2 separate regions of the Mus musculus genome follow, and region 2 is linked to region 1. Evidence: chromatin loops called from intact Hi-C (ENCODE). Cell type or tissue: heart. All regions are shown on one strand.

Region 1 (8,000 bases):
GGAATAAAATTTGGGTCTAAAGCTAAGCATGGTGATGCATGCTTTTAGTCCCAACACTTGGGAGGTAGAGGCAGGCATGGCTCTGAGTTTGAGGCCAGCCTGGTCTACAGAGTGAGTTCTAGGGCAGCCAGGGCTATACAGAGAAACCCTGTCTCCAAAGAAAAAGAAAAGAATCATCATCATCATCGTCGTCATCATCACCATGTTCCTCCTCCTCCTCATCCGGGTCCTCTGGAAGAGTAACCAGCACTCTTAAATGCTGAGCCATCTTCTCAGCCTAACTTTCTAACTTCTGGGTTTGTTTGTTTTTTGGTTTTTGGTTTTTTTTTTGTTGTTCTTGTTTTGTTTGTTTGTTTTGTTTTGTTTTGTTTTGTTTTTTATGATGCTGGAGATTGAATCCAGGGCCTTATGCATACTAGACTAATGTTCTACCACTGAGCCACACCCCAAGGCTCTCACTTCTGAACTCTAGGCAAGTGCTCTACCACTGAGCCAGAGCCCTAGTCCTCTTTTCTCTATCTTTGAGACAGGATGTTACTAAGTTGCCAAGGCAGACCTTGAACTTTCCATTCTCCTGCCTTGGACACTTAAATAACTTTGTTTGTTTGTTTGTTTGTTTGTTTGTTTGTTTGTTTGATACAAAATCTCCCTGTGTGGTCCAGACTAGCCTTAAACTCAAGAATCTCCTGCCCCAGGCTCCCAAGGGCTGTTGGAATGATAGCCCAGCACTACAAACTCCAAATTATATATGATACAATGTAAATACTATATAATAGTTGTTCCTTTGTGTTTTAAGATTTATTCTTTTGTGTTTGAGTACTTTGTTTCCATGCACAACAGTGCAGAGCCCAGAAGAGGGCATATGACCCTTGTAAGGGACAGTTGTGAGGCACAGTGTGGGTGTTGGGAACTGAACCCTGGTTCTCTGCATGGCTAGCAAATGCTCGTAACTGCAGAGTCCTATCTCTAGCCCCTTAGGGAATAACGAAAGAAGAAAGTCCAGACATGGGCTGGTGAGATGGCTCAGTGGGTAAGAGCACCCGACTGCTCTTCCGAAGGTCCAAAGTTCAAATCCCAGCAACCACATGGTGGCTCACAACCATCCATAACGAGATCTGACTCCCTCTTCTGGAGTGTTTGAGGACAGCTACAGTGTACTTACATATAATAAATAAATAAATAAACAAACAAACAAACAAACATTAAAAAAAAAAAGAAAGTCCAGACATGTTCAGTATGGGCACTTCCCCCCCAACACAGGCACAAATAATTTCAGTCTCTGATCGGCTGAATCCTCAGATACAGAATTCAGAAATGTGAAGGGTAGATTGTCTACCTAGGTGCCCTTCCACACCCCTAGTCAGTGTTCAAGAAACAGCTTTGATTTGCAGCATTTGATGGGTCCCAGGTTGCCTGTCATCCCAACCCTCCAGAGGCTGGAGCAGGAGAAATCAAAGGCTTGCCTGGAGCACAAAGGGAAACTTTGTCTCAAGAAATTAAAATAAGAAAACAAGCTGGGGGGCTGGAGAGATGGCTCAGCGGTTAAGAGCACTGACTGTTCTTCCAAAGGTCCTGAGTTCAAATCCCAGCAACCACATGGTGGCTCACAACCATCTTTAATGAGATCTGATGCCCTCTTCTGGAGTGTCTGAGGACAGCTACAGTATATTTACATATAATAAATAAATAAAATTAAAAAAAAAGATTCACTTTAAAAAAAAAAAGAAAAAGAAAACAAGCTGGGCATGGTGGCAATGCCTTTAATCCCAGCACTTGGGAGGCAGAGGCAAATGGCAGTAGTAAGTCAGTTCGAGGCCAGCCTGGTCTACAGAGGGAGTTCGGGATAACCAGGGCTACATAGAGAAAGGCTGTCTTGAAAAACCTAACCAAACCAAACAAACAAACAAGAAAAGACTAAAGGCCGTGTCTGCCAAGCTCCTATCAGGTAGCACGTTGAAGCCTGGCAACTGCTCCTCTTATCCCTTTCTGTTCTCTTGGATACTGCTCAGAGCCTGGGCATGCTTTCCCTGGCACAGTGTTTTGTGTTTTCTTATTCTTTCTCTGAGGCTCCCACACCCCTCCCCCCATCCCTTTAGCCATGTGACTACTTACTAACCTCCATTGCTTTCTTGGACCCTAACTTAAAAGACCTGGCTCTCTCTCTTCCTCTCCCCCACTCAACAATTGCTAAGACTTACTGCCTGCACTGGGGTTTTTCTCCCAGTCTGTAATAAAATTGTCCTTGGGTGTTTTGTTTTGTTTTGTTTTTTAAAAAACACTCCGACCTTGTCTTTCTCCAAACAGGTATCAGCAGGCCACTCAGTCCTCAGGTCAAACCTCCTTGGAGATTCCCCACAACCAATGAAGTGGGGATGAAACCTGGCCAGTCACTCTATCACCTAAAAGTGATGCCTAGAAGCATCCTTGAGGCCTCCCTCTCTATGGTAGCCCACACCTAGTCCTGAATATCTGAGAGTCAAGTCCTTCCAACACCACCATATTAAGCCTGCCCATCCATCACTTCTTAGAGGCTAATTGATCTTGTCCCTGATGCTGCCTCTTACATTTCAGCCAACTGTAAATAAAGCAGCTAAACAAGACTCATTTCTGCTTCTCTTCTGCTTATGTCACAGAATAAAAGTCATAGTCCTTATGAGCCCTTCAAAACTGCCCTTGCCCCTACCTTCTCATGAGTTTCACCCCACTATTCTGTAAGTTTCTTTTATTTATTCATTTATTTATTTATTTATTTATTATATGTAAGTACATTGTAGCTGTCTTCAGACACTCCAGAACAGGGAGTCAGATCTCGTTACAGATGGTTGTGAGCCACCATGTGGTTGCTGGGATTTGAACTCTGGACCTTCGGAAGAGCAGTCGGGTGCTCTTACCCACTGAGCCATCTCGCCAGCCCTTCTGTAAGTTTCTTATGTGTAGGGACCTTTCTGTGTTCTGTTCACCATTGTAGCCAAAGCAGTAAGATGCTTAGTAAATAACTGTTATGGAACGGGATGTACTTCACTGGTAGAAGGCTTGCCTAGAGCTCACCAATGAGAGGCTGGGAGCACAGTTCATAGAGCATTCACCTAGCATTCATCCAAAAAGCCCTGGGTTCCATCCTCAGTATGACAAAAATGAACATATACATTTTAAAAATAATTAATTAAAGAAAGAATAATTGCTACATGCAATGCATAAGTTGAAACAGCTCTATCCATAGTTCTTAAAAACATCTTTCATTTAATTAAGTTCCTCTCTCCATCTCAAGTTAACTCCACCCCTTTTTCCTGTCCCAATAACACATTAATTAGCACTTACATAGTGCTTACTGTGTGACACTTATCTGTGTGCTGTTTTCAAAACCTGACTCATTTAAGCTACATAATAACCTCATGAGGTCAGTGCTAATTATTCCCATTTAAAGATGAAAATATGGAGACACAGAAATATCACGAGGGTTCTGGGAGTCCAACACAGACAATGAACCGGCCCTAAATAATCATAGTGCCAGCTGGGCATGGTCGCTCAGGCCTGTCATCCCAGCTACCCTGGAGGCTGAGGCAGAAGGATCAAAAGTTCAAGGCCAAGGGCTGGCAAGATGGCTCAGCAGTTAAGACTGCTCTCTGCTCTTCCAGAGGATCTATCACCCACTTGGTGGCGCACAGGGGATTCCGAGCCCTCTTCTGGCCTCCAGGGGTACAACAGATACATCACACACCGACATAGTTGGTGGCAAAACATCCATACAAATAAAATAAACTAATTATTTTTTAAGTTTACAGCCAGGGTTACACAGGAAGTTCAAGGCCAACTCGAGCAATTTAGACTCAAAAATTTTAAAAAAATAGAAAGACGGGCATAGGGGTGCGTGCCTATATCCCAGCTTTTGGTAGACGAAGTACATCCTCAGCTGTACAGCGAGTTCAGGCAGGCCTGGGCTCCTTTCCGAGCCCCCAAAACAATGTAATTCGGTGGTAGAGCAAAGGCCTGGCATGCTGGAGGAGCTAGATTCAGAACAAGGAAAGCCTCGCCACAACCTCTTAACCCCGCCTCCTAGCAAATAAGCACAACTTCAGTTTCATCCTGCCAGCACTCTAGGCGGATACCTAACCACACCCATGCAGGTCAACCCTGACCCACCAGGCCTTCAGACTCCGCCCCACTCCGCCACGCCCCCGCCAGGCCCCGGACCCAAAGCAGATTCCTAACTCCGCCTCCACAGACCCGATGTGCCCCGCCCTCCCCAAGTCACGCCCCCAGCGCGGTGGCCAAGGCAAATTCTTAACTCCGCCCCCATAGGCCGGCTCCGCCTTGCCATATGCAGACCACGCCTACCTTCTTGCAAGCTGAGGCTCTTAGCTGCCGGTGAGTCCTCTCGCAGCTCACGGACAAAGATTCCTTCTTTGCCGCCGCCTGCTACGTTGAAGCCGCTGACCCCGGTCTGTGCCTCGGTCTCCACGATAATCTCCACCAACTCCGCCCGTCTCAGCTCCTGCGAGGGGCAGCAAGGGGTCGCCATGGAGCTCCAAGACGGCAACTCGCCCAGAGCTCGCCATGGCGTTCCTTCTCTAGGACCCGCGTTGTGGTTAAACAGCTCTCCTTTCCCGCTCGCTCTCTGGGAGGGTCGCGGTCCGAAAAGCAAGGGGCGGGGCGGGGCTGGAAGAAGAGGGGATGAGTAGGCGGGGCAAGATCATGGGGCGGGACTAGAAGTGCCAAATTAGGTGATTTTGAGAAGCTTATTAATTTTCCATTCTTTCTTCCTTTTCTTCCTTTTTTTTCATTTTATTTTTGAGACAGGGACTCCTGTAGCCCAGAACGTCCTAGAAATCCTCCTTCAGAGATCCTCCTTAAAGTACTGGGACTAAAGTCATAAGACAAAATGCCAATTCCAATATCCATATTTTAAAGACCAAATGGGGCTTTAATAACTACACAACAAGCCTAGGGATTTAACCCAGTGGTAGAAGTCTTGCATAGCACGCACGAGGTTCTGAGTTCTGTTCCCAACATGAAACTAAACAAACCAAAATATAAAATATTCAGCTTGATAATAGTTATTCCTACAGGACAAAGGCATGCCTCTAATAAAGGGAGACACCCTTAAGCCATGCGGGATGGAAGAATGGGGTCTTGCCCTCTGTGGGCTTGAATATGTGTAAGAATGCTGTTGTGAACTCTTAACTCCAAGACATGCATAACTCCCCCGGGAAAAGGAATCCAATGAAGGGGGGGGGGGTGCGTGGGTAATGAATGGTGACCGCAGCAGAACTGGCATTCATGGTATTTGCTGGCCCTGGCTCTGAAACACGCTAGAGGGTTCACATCTGCTTCCCAGAAGGGGAAGCGAGAGGTCTGATTCTGTCTAGGAAACCACAAGATTTTGCGGAGCACCTTGCACTTCTGGGCCTGTTGCTGTACTGCAAAGTTGGGTGGTGTGAAAGGAAAGTCTGGTTGTGAACTGAAACCTGACCAAGCATGGATGGACCTGGGAGAATGCAAGGCACTGCGACCAGCCAGGAGAGGGAAAATCAGGCCTAGACTAGATGCCCTACTGCAGTGGGACTAGAGCAGGAGAATATGAAACATTAGTTGGGGGGGGGGGAGCTTCTTGGAACAGTAGGGTCCTTCCACTCCCCTTTGGACAGCATCTTGTGTCTCCCCGTGTTTTTTTGGGAAGTCACAGGAAGGCAGTAACTCCTAGGAATTTAAAGTGACTTACTTAATGCCTCAAAGCACATTAACAGCCAAGTCTTGTCTTAGGTATTCCACCCCAGGACTCTATAGGCCGTGACCCCATTGCCTGTCACCCTCAGCCTTAATGAGGCTCCTTTGTAAGTAGAGCCACCCAGCCTGGTACTCAGTAGAAGAGGTTAAAACTGCTAACATCGAATCTGAAAGCAGTGGCAGTGACTGAAGGTGATCTCTTGGTACCAGACTATGCAGTAGTCCAAAAAATGAACCATCGGAGTTCCCAGAGATGGGGACCATCACCCCACCTCACCAGTGGGGAAGCTGGGGCTCCAAGAAGTTAGGTCACCTGCTTAGGGCTGTACATAAAGCAGGAAAGGACTGGATTTGCCTTGTGGGTCCCTACGTCCTCTACAGTGACTTTGTACTTTGTCAGCTCTTATCTGTAGTGGGGTGTTTTGACTCAGGGTCTTACTCTGTATTTCAGGTTGGCCTCTAACTCACAGTAGTCCCCCTGCCTCAGCCTCCTGAGTACAAGTGCTAGGATCATAAGCATGTATCCATGCTTGGTTATAACTAGTCTCTTCTGATAAAATATTTCTGTTGAATTTTTTGGTTTTGTTTTTGTTTTTCAAGACAGGGTCTCAAGGCACTGGCTGTCTGTCCTGAAGCTCACTGTGAAGACCCTGAACTCACTGATCCACCTGCCTCTGCTTCCCAAGAGCTAGGATTAAAAGCCTGTGCTATCACACCCAGGTATGTTTAAATTTATTTTAAAATGACTTGGGAGCTGGGCAGTGGTGGTGCACTTTAATTCTGGCACTCAGGAGGCAGAGGCAGGCAGATCTCTGAGTTTCAGGCCAGCCTGTTCTGTTTACAGACTACAGAGACAGTTCCAGGACAGCCAAGACTACAAAGAGAAACCGTATTATTAAAAAAAAAAAAAAAAAAAGGTAGGGGCGAGGCAGCAAAACAACAAGATAAACAAAGGATTTTGTGTGCATCGGCGTTTTGCCTGCGTGTAACGCTGTGCACCACATACGTGCTTAGTGTCAGTGGAGGTCAGAGGAGTGAGTGTGTCAGATCTCTAAGGGGTTTGAACCCCCATGTGGTTGCTGGAAATTGAAAGGAATCCTCTGGAAAAGCAGCCAGTACTCTTAACCACTTTGCCATCTGTCCAGCCAAGGGTTTCCCTTTTTTGTTTGTTTTGTTTGTTTACATTTATTTATGTGTGTGTATAATGCATGAAGGTCAAAGGAATCAATTTTAGGATCCGGGTCCTCTCCTCTACCATGTAGCTTCCAGAAGATTGCACTCAGGTCATCAGACTTGGCAGCAAGCACCTGTACCCACTGAGCCCATCTGCTGGCCCCTCTGCTGGGTTTCGTCATCGTCATCATCGTCATCGTCGTCATCATCACCATCACCATCATCATCCTCATAATCGAGGGCTGACTCCAAGATCTTGTGCATATTAGGGTACTTTACCCCTGAGTGACACTTTTTTTTTTTAATCTTTGTGGGATAGGACCTTACTAAATTGCCCAAGTTGACCTTGAACTTGAAAGCCAAAATGATAGGCATAAGCCACCACACCCATCTGTAGGCCCCGAGCGCGTTGTATTGAGCATTTGACATGTTAATTTCTCCCTCACATTTCCTATTTCCAGCTTCCAGGTGGGGATACCAAGGCCCAGAGAAGCCGGGACATGCCTTCTTGGCACCCTAACCTGTGGACACCCACCTCAGCGCTGCGGCTCCTGGCCTCCATAGCTCTGCAGAGAGTCACCTGGGGGCTCGAGCTCCCGTGTCCTCTCCTCCTTCTGCTGCAGGACCACCTTCAGCTCCTCATGGAGCAGCTGCCGCTGAGCCTGGGGGTATAAGATGGAGGCCTGAGGCAAGGAGGGATTGTCGGGTAGAGATGGGGCTTGCCAGAGAGGTCGAGTGCAGGGATGGCATCAGGCGGGCGGAGAGTAGGGCCCCTCACCGCTTCTTGAGTGATGGCCTTTTCTCCTGACAGGAGCCCCACTCGGGGTGATGCACAGCTGTAAGCAGGAATCTCACTCTTCCTTTGAGGTCTTGCTGCCTGCCAAGGAGAGAGAGACAAGGGGCGTGGGACATCAGACAGACCCAGGGAAGATAGAGAGGGGCATGCGGAACCAGCCAGCTCTCACCTGAGGGTCACTTCCAGCTTCCTGGGCCTCCTGGGTCTGGGGCTCTAGGAAGAACAACACACACAGTAGTATTATCTCATATCCCCTGTGCTCGTTCTGACGATTCTTTGTGCTCAAGTGCCTTACGGTTATTTCCCA
Region 2 (8,000 bases), 60 kb after region 1:
TGAGTTTCAGGATGGCCCCGTGGCTACTGAATAAGGAGCCTCATGAAGCTCATTTGTTGCCTGGCTAGACAGCCGCTTCTCATGTTCAGCCTTAATCCCAGCGCTCAGGAGGCAGAGGCAAGTGGACGTCTATGAGTTCAAAGCCAGTTCAAAGGTTAGTTCCAGGCCTGGCAGGACTACACAGGGAGACATTGTCTCAAACGAGACAAAACAAACAAACAAAAAAAAAAACCAAGCAAAGCACACAGTTCACGTTGAGATGAAAAGGGCCCCACGAGGGGCTGAAGAGACAGAGGCTCTGTGGTTGAGAGCCCTTGTGGCTCTATCAGAAGATCTGGTTTCCATTCCCAGGACCCACAGGGTGGCTGACAACTCTCTACAGCTCCATTTTTCAGGGGACCTGACCTCCTCTTCTGGCTTCCATGGCCACCAGGCACAAGAGTGATTCACAGACAGTACATACATAAAAAAGGATAGAAAATAAAATAAAATAAAATAAAATAAAATGAAGCAAGATGCACACGCAGCTAGTAGCTACCAAACAGCACACATTTAGATCTTATCCTTCCTGAAAGACAACTTCTGTGAGATAATTAAAATACGGGCTTTTATCCTTTTCATTTATCTTCATTACTTATTAACTAGTTTACATTTATTTTACCGTGTGCGCAGGAGTCAGTTGTCTCTTTCTACCCATGTGGGTCCTGGGGATTGAACTCAGGCCATGAGGCTTGGCAGCAAGCGCCTTTACCCACTAAACCACCTTGCTGGCCCTAAAATATGTGGTGACTTTTTTCTTTAACAATATCATTTGTTACTAACATTTTGTTCATGTTTCTTGTATTTATTTATTTGTCAGAGTGTCACACTGTAGCCCACACGATCACCGAATTCACAATGTAGCTCAGGCTGGCCTTAAACCCTGTGCTGTTCCTGCTGTCTACCTCCTAACTGCAGGTGTCAAACATCTGGTCAGGCTTTCTGTTAAGCTTTTATTTTTAAGTAATCTCAGCTATAGAGAAGTTGCAAGATTCTCTAGACCTGCTTCCTCTTTTTACTTATATACATAGTATATGATATGCAGAACTTATATATTTGCATAGAAAATTCACACATGTACAAATCTGTCTGTCTTTCTGTTTCTCTTCCTATTTGAGAATAAGTTGCAAAATTCATTCACTTTTAAGGTTTTTCTTTTCCTTCCTTCCTTTTTTATTTTTGGAGGCAAAGTATTACACAAAACAGGCTGGCCTTGAACTATGTTTTCCAGAACTGGCTGTGAACCTTAAAAAGAGAGTGTGAACCTTCCACTCTCTGAGTCTTGGGAGTATAGGATTTTCTCATCATTTCTCCAGCTCTTTCAAGAATTAATAAAATAAAATAAAATAAAATAAAATCTTAACACTCAATACAAAATTTCACTGCCTGACCAGTACACATAAATTCATATGTCAATCCAACATCTGGCATTCTGTAACCTTATCCTGGCAGGAATGCAGATGATAATCAGACTGCTTGAAACAGTGGACCCCCCACTCCAAAAGTGCAACTTTCCCAAATGCCTCATGATGGCAGGAGAAGGAGGCCGGGGCCCTGTGCCAACCAGAAGAGGAAGAGATTTCATGGCTCTGACAACTTGTCAGAGCACCTTGGAGGACACAGGGTTCAACAAGATGATGGCTGTGATGACCACACCATTAACGAGAGGGATTGCGCATGCGTGGGTACCTCTTGCCTTCTATTTAAACTTGTAGCTTTCATCAAGACCTTGAAGGCTGGGTCTGGGTAGCAGAGGAGCTTCCCGACATGCTTACATTAAATTCATCTCCTTTTTCTACTTTCACTATTAGTTTTTCTCACTAATTGACCTGCTGAGGACACGTGGTCAGACCTGGCTGCCAGGGCCTAGGCTCAGATTCTAGCGACTCCCGCAGCAGCAACTTGATACATTTTGATCGTTTGTGACCAATTTAAAGCAGTCCAGCACTCACACTGAGCCCTAGTTTGAAAAGTCCTAGATTGTAACAATTTTACAAAGTGGCCATTCTTATCATACCAAGAAAGGGAAACTGAGGCAGGTTCTGGTAACTAGCCTTGGGCACACAGTGGGTAGAGAAAACCAGAGCTACATTTAAGACTGGGCTATAATCTTTATATCTGAGTTCAGTTGGCTGAGGAGTATAAGCACCCACTGGGCATGAGCCTTGGTTCTAAGCACTTTCTGCATTGTAAGTCATTTCATCAGAGTCTCAAGGCAACCCCTGTTTTTGTTGTTGTTTTGTTTTTGAGACAGGGTTTCTCTGTGTAGCCCTGGCTGTCCTAGAACTTACTCTGTAGACCAGGCTGTCCTCGATCTCACATAGATTCACCTGCCTCTGCCTCCCAAGTGCTGGGATTAAACACTTGCACCACCACCACCACCCAGCTAGCAACCTCTGTTTATCTGTTACTCTTATTTGTGTGTGTGCATGTATGGAAGTCAGAGGTCAAGTTCTTCTGAGTTGGTTCTCTCTTTCTGGGGATTTAACTCAGGTTGTCAGGTACCTTTACCCACTGACCTATCTGTCTAGCCCGCAACCATTGCTTCAATATTGGTCTTCTTTTCTCTTTTCTTTATTTATTTTACAGATATTTAGGTCTTTGACTGTAGATGACACAGTATTTGGTCACATCACTGTGGTATGTGGTAGACCTGGCTGTTTAAATACACAGGATGAACCCAGAGTCTGTTTGTTAGACCCTTGGTCCTACAAAATGACATTGAGGGACTAAAACCCAAGCCCTTCCTAGCTACTTGTTTTCCTTGACTGTGCAGTTTCTTGGGCACGCTAGGCCGCTAGGCCGTGGGGCCTACTGAGCCACGCCCCCCTCAAGCCTCTTCTCACAGGTGGATCCCAGGCAGGCGTTTCATCTCTGAGAGCTATATCCCCTAATCCCTTCCTGCCTTTTTTTTTTTTTTTTTCCTTTTTCTTTTCTTTTTTTTTTCCTCTTCCTGTTTCTGACAGGTTTTTCTGAGCCACAGGGAGAAAAAGGCCAGGCCTCCCGGAAATCCTTCGTGTAGTTCCGACTGTGACCAGCAGGGAGAGCCATCAGTAAACAGTGGTATTGGGGATTAAGGTATTTAACAGGATACTCCACAAATTCATGGTGACACAGCATTTGTCAACTTCTCTCTTCCTTTCCCTGTTCCTCCCTAGAAATGATTTATCAGCAGCTTGCTTTTGTTTTGTTGTTTTGACATAGGGTCTAAGGTTGCCCACGATGGCCTTGAACTTGCTGCGCAGCCAAGGATAGGTTTGATCTCCTGAGTCTCCTACCTCTGCCTCTCCAGGGGTGGGGGAAATTACAGGTCTACACCACCACAGCCAGCCTGTAGTTTGTTTTCTCTGGGAGGCCCAGGGCGCTCTCCTTTGCCACGAATTAAGGCCCTCATTAAGTCCCTGGGGGAAAGGATAGCCCATGGGGGGCGGGGGGATGGAACTTCTAGAAAAAGCCTCACCCAAAGCAGGAGCTGTGCTGGGAACCAGCAGGGACTGGGCTCTTTGTGGCCTCCACCCTTTTGGGGCACTCTGATAGTCAATATCTTAAGAATCGCCAAGGCTAGCAAGGGTGTGGCTCTTTATCTGGAACTTTCACGTCTGGTCCAGAGTTAACTTCTAGACTGAGGAGCCAGGGGATGATGGGGGATCCTGCGCCCTCCCCTCGGGAGGCCCCAAAGCTCAATGTCCTTCCCAGGACTTCAGTTCTTGGACTGCCCCTCTCTTATAGGGTGATCACCTCCATTCTCTTTGAAGTAAGTTGCTGCCTAACCTTTTCGATTTTCTGTTCCAGTGACCAAACTATGAGCCTGCAGACAGTTTTTTAGTGCTTAAGACCACGGACCGGAGTTCAAATCCCGACACAGCCATGTACCAGCAAGTCCTCTCCGCCTCAGTTTTCTTATGTGTCAAGTGGGGTAACACACTAGTTCCCATTCCAAATGAGGGTCACCAGAATTTTAACACGTGTAAGGAGATGGCCCGGCTGGCTGGATGCCAAGCTAGTCCTGGCTCAGAAAACCCTTTCTGGGTGTGCTAACTAGGACCACCACCACAGTTACGACATTTCATAAGAACCCCTGGTTTGCATAGAACTGTCAGAGGAGTCCTCCAGGTTCCCACAGTTAATTCCTTTACGCCTTGAACCCACATAACGCTGAATGTCAGAGTCCTCCATTTGTGCCCCCGTGACCACTTGCTGGCCCACAGGCTGGGGCACACACCGCCCCGTGTGGTCTCCGCCCGGCCCCCAGGACGACTTTTCCCAAAACTCCGCCCGGTGTTCATGACTTCCCCCACCCGCCCCGGCTCCTGCCTGCTTGCACCGCCTGCGCCAGTGTGGTGAGCCCGGTCCTGCCGGTGGCACCGAAGATCGCGATCTTCTTGACAGTCATGCTGCGGGGTCCAGGGCCGGAAAAGCTGAGAACTCCGAGGACGCGCGGGAACACAGTGGCTGCGAGGAGGCGCGCTGCGGGTCCTCCTCGACCCAGAAGGAGGGGGCGGGACCAGACAAGGTTCCAGCCTCCGCCTCACCCTCCTAATTTGGGTTCAAAGGGCGGGACCGAGGCGACCACGCCTCCCGCTGGAAAGAGCATGAGTAGGCGGAGGAGTCAAATTGCATTTCCAGAGCCCCTTCTCCGATAGGCGCTTAGACGTAGAAGCCACGCCCCTTCTAGGGAAGGGAGTGGGCGGTGCTAGAGCAGTTTGTCACTTAGCGCTCTGCCTACTAGAGACAGCCACCCTTAGTGGGCGGGGCTGAGCGGGGCGGGGCCGGCCGGGGCGTTACGCCCACCGTGCTCTCTTTGCTCACGCCCCCTTACAGACAGGCTCTGAGATGGTACTTCCCTCTACCAAAGCGTCCTCCCAACAAGCAAGAGGGGTGTGTGGGGTGATTTTGTGCCTGTGTGACCCTCAGTGACCACAAGGGACAGCATGGTTGTGGGCGACACCCGGTTTCATTCCTTGTGTTGCAATGTGAGTTGTGTATAGAGATCATTAATGTTATTTGGCGTCCATGGGGGTGATACTGTGAGGGGTACTCAGCCTGTGTGATATGGTAAGCTGTAATGGAGTGTGATACTTTCGGATTGGGAAGGTTTGGGACACCACATGGGTGCGTGATATGATCCCATTTATGTGTGACTGTGTGTGACATCAACTGAGATTCCTTTTGTGTCTTGTTGAGGCTCTGATGTATGGGTGTGTAGCAACACAGGGTGTGTCATCTTTTGTGCCTAGGCAACTGGTGTGACATTTTAAGCGTGTAAGACTATGCGATTGTGAACTTTGTGTTGTGTGAGCGTAGATACTCTGTGACACCTTGGAGGTGTGTGACATGCCTGACTGTATGTGCTATTGGTGGTGGTGGCTGTATGTGAGTGTGTCACAGTGCGTGGTCCTGCAGAGCACTATTCCATCCTGTGATACTGTTCAAGTGATTTCATGTGACCCTTATTGTGGTGGTGGCAGTATTTGAGTAACAATGTATGTACGATCCTGCAGGGCACTATTTACTGTATTGGTAACTACTGGTGATATCTGAGTGTCACTGTCAGTGGTGGCTATATCAGAGTGTGTCACAGTGAATGACCCTGCAGGACACATTCCAGAGAGGAAAACATTGCAAGTGACTGCGTGTGACAGACAGTTAGAAGGTTTGACCCTGACTGACCCCTTACGAAGGAGTGACACCATGAGAGTGTGCATGTGGAGAGAGTGTGTATGACGTTGCCAGGGGCCCGGTGTGTGAGTGGCAGTGTGGGAGTGTGTGACGCTGCCTCGAGCGCTCGCGAGCGCGGCTGTGCATCACACGCGTGGCCCGGTGTGTGACAGCGCGGGCGGCGGGGCGGCGTGCGGGAGGGGTCCCGGGGGCGTGCGGAGCGGCTGCGGCGCGTGGGGGGAGGCGCGGCGGCGGCGGCGCATGCGGATCTGGCCGAGCGGCGGGCCGGTGGGGCCGAACAGAGCCGGGCCCGGCCCGGCGACGAACGCCCGCAGGGAGGGCGGTGCTGCGCGGCGAGCATCCGGGACCGCATCGGCGGCCGGCGCCCAGGTGAGCGGCGGTGCGGACGGCGGCCCCTCCCCAGCATCTCCCCACCTGGCCCAGCATCCTCCCCCACAAGCTGGCGACCTGAGCCCTCGGATCTGTTTAGCCGGATAGAGGCTTGCGATCCAATGAACCCCTCACCCTCACCTAGCTCAGCCACTGAACCAGGCGTGGGTCACCCCAAGGCCTTGTCCTTCCCAGGCCCCCCTCCTCCGCACGGTGACTGGACCACAGGGGCAGAGAGGCGCGGCTTTGGAAGGGTTAAAGCCTCGGATCCCACTCTCAGCTCAGCTCCCCACCGGCTCTTGCTGGATCCCGCAGGACCCCTTTCCCTTTGCACCCCGGAAAGGCCAGAGCTGCAAGCTGGGCCCACAGAGAGCTCGCCAAGTGCTAAGCGCCTCCTCTGGCCCAAGTATCCTCCATTGGGGAAACAGTTGTGACCACCCATTAATAGGAAAGGAAATCAAAGCACAGAGAAACCGAGTTCCACACCGCCAGAATAAAGCATTGAACCCATCTCTTTTTTGACTCTTGACCAGACCCCCGGACTTGCTAAGATATGAGACCAAAGAGGGAAAACTCAGAGCTGGCTGGCTGTGTGTGTCAGTGGTGGAGCACATGGCTGTGTGAGGCTCTGGATGGAATTCAGACACTATGAGAAGAAAAGAATAAGGAGAGCTATGGATTGAGGCTTGGCGTGTACCAGATCCCATGGTTGCTGAGTGAGCAACTCATTTCATCTCCAGACCTCTGTAGGATTTTCACAGATGAAGACCAGATAGGGCAAGTGACTTGGCTGGGGTCACACAGGTAGCCATGTGGTCACTTACAGCTTTCTATGAAAGAAGAGAAGAGCAGTGGTTTTAGGGTGCCCACTTAAAGGAATAATCTACTGTTGGCCACAATCTACCACCTACTTAGCGTCTTAAACTCTCCTGAGTTTGAGGCCTTCTGAGTCTTTTTTTGTATGTCTTGTTTTGTTTTGTTTTTCGAGACAAGGTTTCTCTGTGTAGCTCTGGCTGTCCTGGAACTCACTCTGTAGACCAGGCTGGCCTCGAACTCAGAAATCCACCTGCCTCTGCCTCCCAAGTGCTGGGATTAAAGGCGTGCGCCACCATGCCCGGCCATCTGGGTCTTTTGAAAAGAAGTGTATTATTCTATTTTTACAGTCTTAGAAGTAGGACTGGGGTGTGTATGTGGGGGTTGTGTTGGAGACATACTTGATGTCACCTACCCTCTAAAATAGGTATTTATGATGTTCAGGGTTCAGGAGGAAGACAGTAGTACATCAGGCAGCTATTGGTACGGGAATGCTGCTGTGTAACAAAGCACCCTTCCCAACTCACTGTCATAAAACACTAAGCATTTACTTAGCTGTAAAGTCAAGAGTTTAATAACTTAGGCTAGACCTGATTGTTCAGTTTTTCAGGCCTCAACTGGCATACTCAAGTTTTAGAGTTGTCATAGTGATGGGGGGGGCGGTATCATTAGCTGCTGTAGCTGGCTTTGGCTGGAGAGTTTGTGGTCCTGGACCTAGTCTAGTCTAGCATCACACTTAGCCCAAGCGATCTCTTTAATTAAGGCTCAGGACTGGCCAGCTATTTCCTCCCACTCAACTCCTGCTGGTCCAAGCAAGTCACATGTTAGAAGCCAGGGTCAAAGAGAAAGACACATCCCTAGGCACCCATAGACCTTTCGTCCCTCGGACGTTGGAGAACAAAAGGGTTACACAGCAAAGGGTGGTGACTGCAGGGGTGAATATAGAGAATTAGCTCTATAACTCATGCAAGTGGGTGGACTCCTCCATGCCTCAGTGTTCACATCTATAAAATGGGCCAATGATAACTGATCACTAAGGAGTTAAACACTTGAATGCGTATAAAATCCAGAGCAAGGCAAGGGCTCAGGTATGTTCACTC

The links. Peaks named below come from ENCODE experiments on the same cell type or tissue, not always from the same donor. Only the 100,000 strongest peaks of a DNase experiment are listed, where the experiment ranks them.
Region 2: a loop joins it to region 1, with 6 times the contacts of the local background. A loop is called at or near these places in 9 of 42 quality-filtered maps.

What each region holds. Positions count from the first base shown.
Region 1 is chr7:27,504,439-27,512,438 of GRCm38, reverse strand. It overlaps Prx (periaxin), which reads right to left. Exons shown (of 7, transcript NM_198048.2): 2 at 7,863-7,906; 3 at 7,676-7,774; 4 at 7,433-7,559; 5 at 4,336-4,492. The coding sequence starts at 7,459. Gm15541 (a long non-coding RNA gene) reads left to right here and starts at 4,480. Exons shown (of 3, transcript XR_881907.3): 1 at 4,480-6,444; 2 at 6,987-7,167; 3 at 7,359-8,000. In heart, CTCF peaks have their summits at 3,692 (motif pointing left) and 4,467; DNase peaks (open chromatin) are centred at 3,658, 4,288 and 5,318; H3K4me3 peaks cover 2,213 bases; H3K27ac peaks cover 2,922 bases.
Region 2 is chr7:27,444,550-27,452,549 of GRCm38, reverse strand. It overlaps Sptbn4 (spectrin beta, non-erythrocytic 4), which reads left to right and starts at 5,961. Exons shown (of 36, transcript NM_032610.2): 1 at 5,961-6,087. Blvrb (biliverdin reductase B (flavin reductase (NADPH))) reads right to left here and starts at 4,572. Exons shown (of 5, transcript NM_144923.3): 1 at 4,354-4,572. The coding sequence starts at 4,432. In heart, CTCF peaks have their summits at 3,081 (motif pointing right) and 4,933; DNase peaks (open chromatin) are centred at 3,069, 4,669, 5,399, 5,809 and 2 weaker places; H3K4me3 peaks cover 4,322 bases; H3K27ac peaks cover 2,435 bases; H3K27me3 peaks cover 2,313 bases.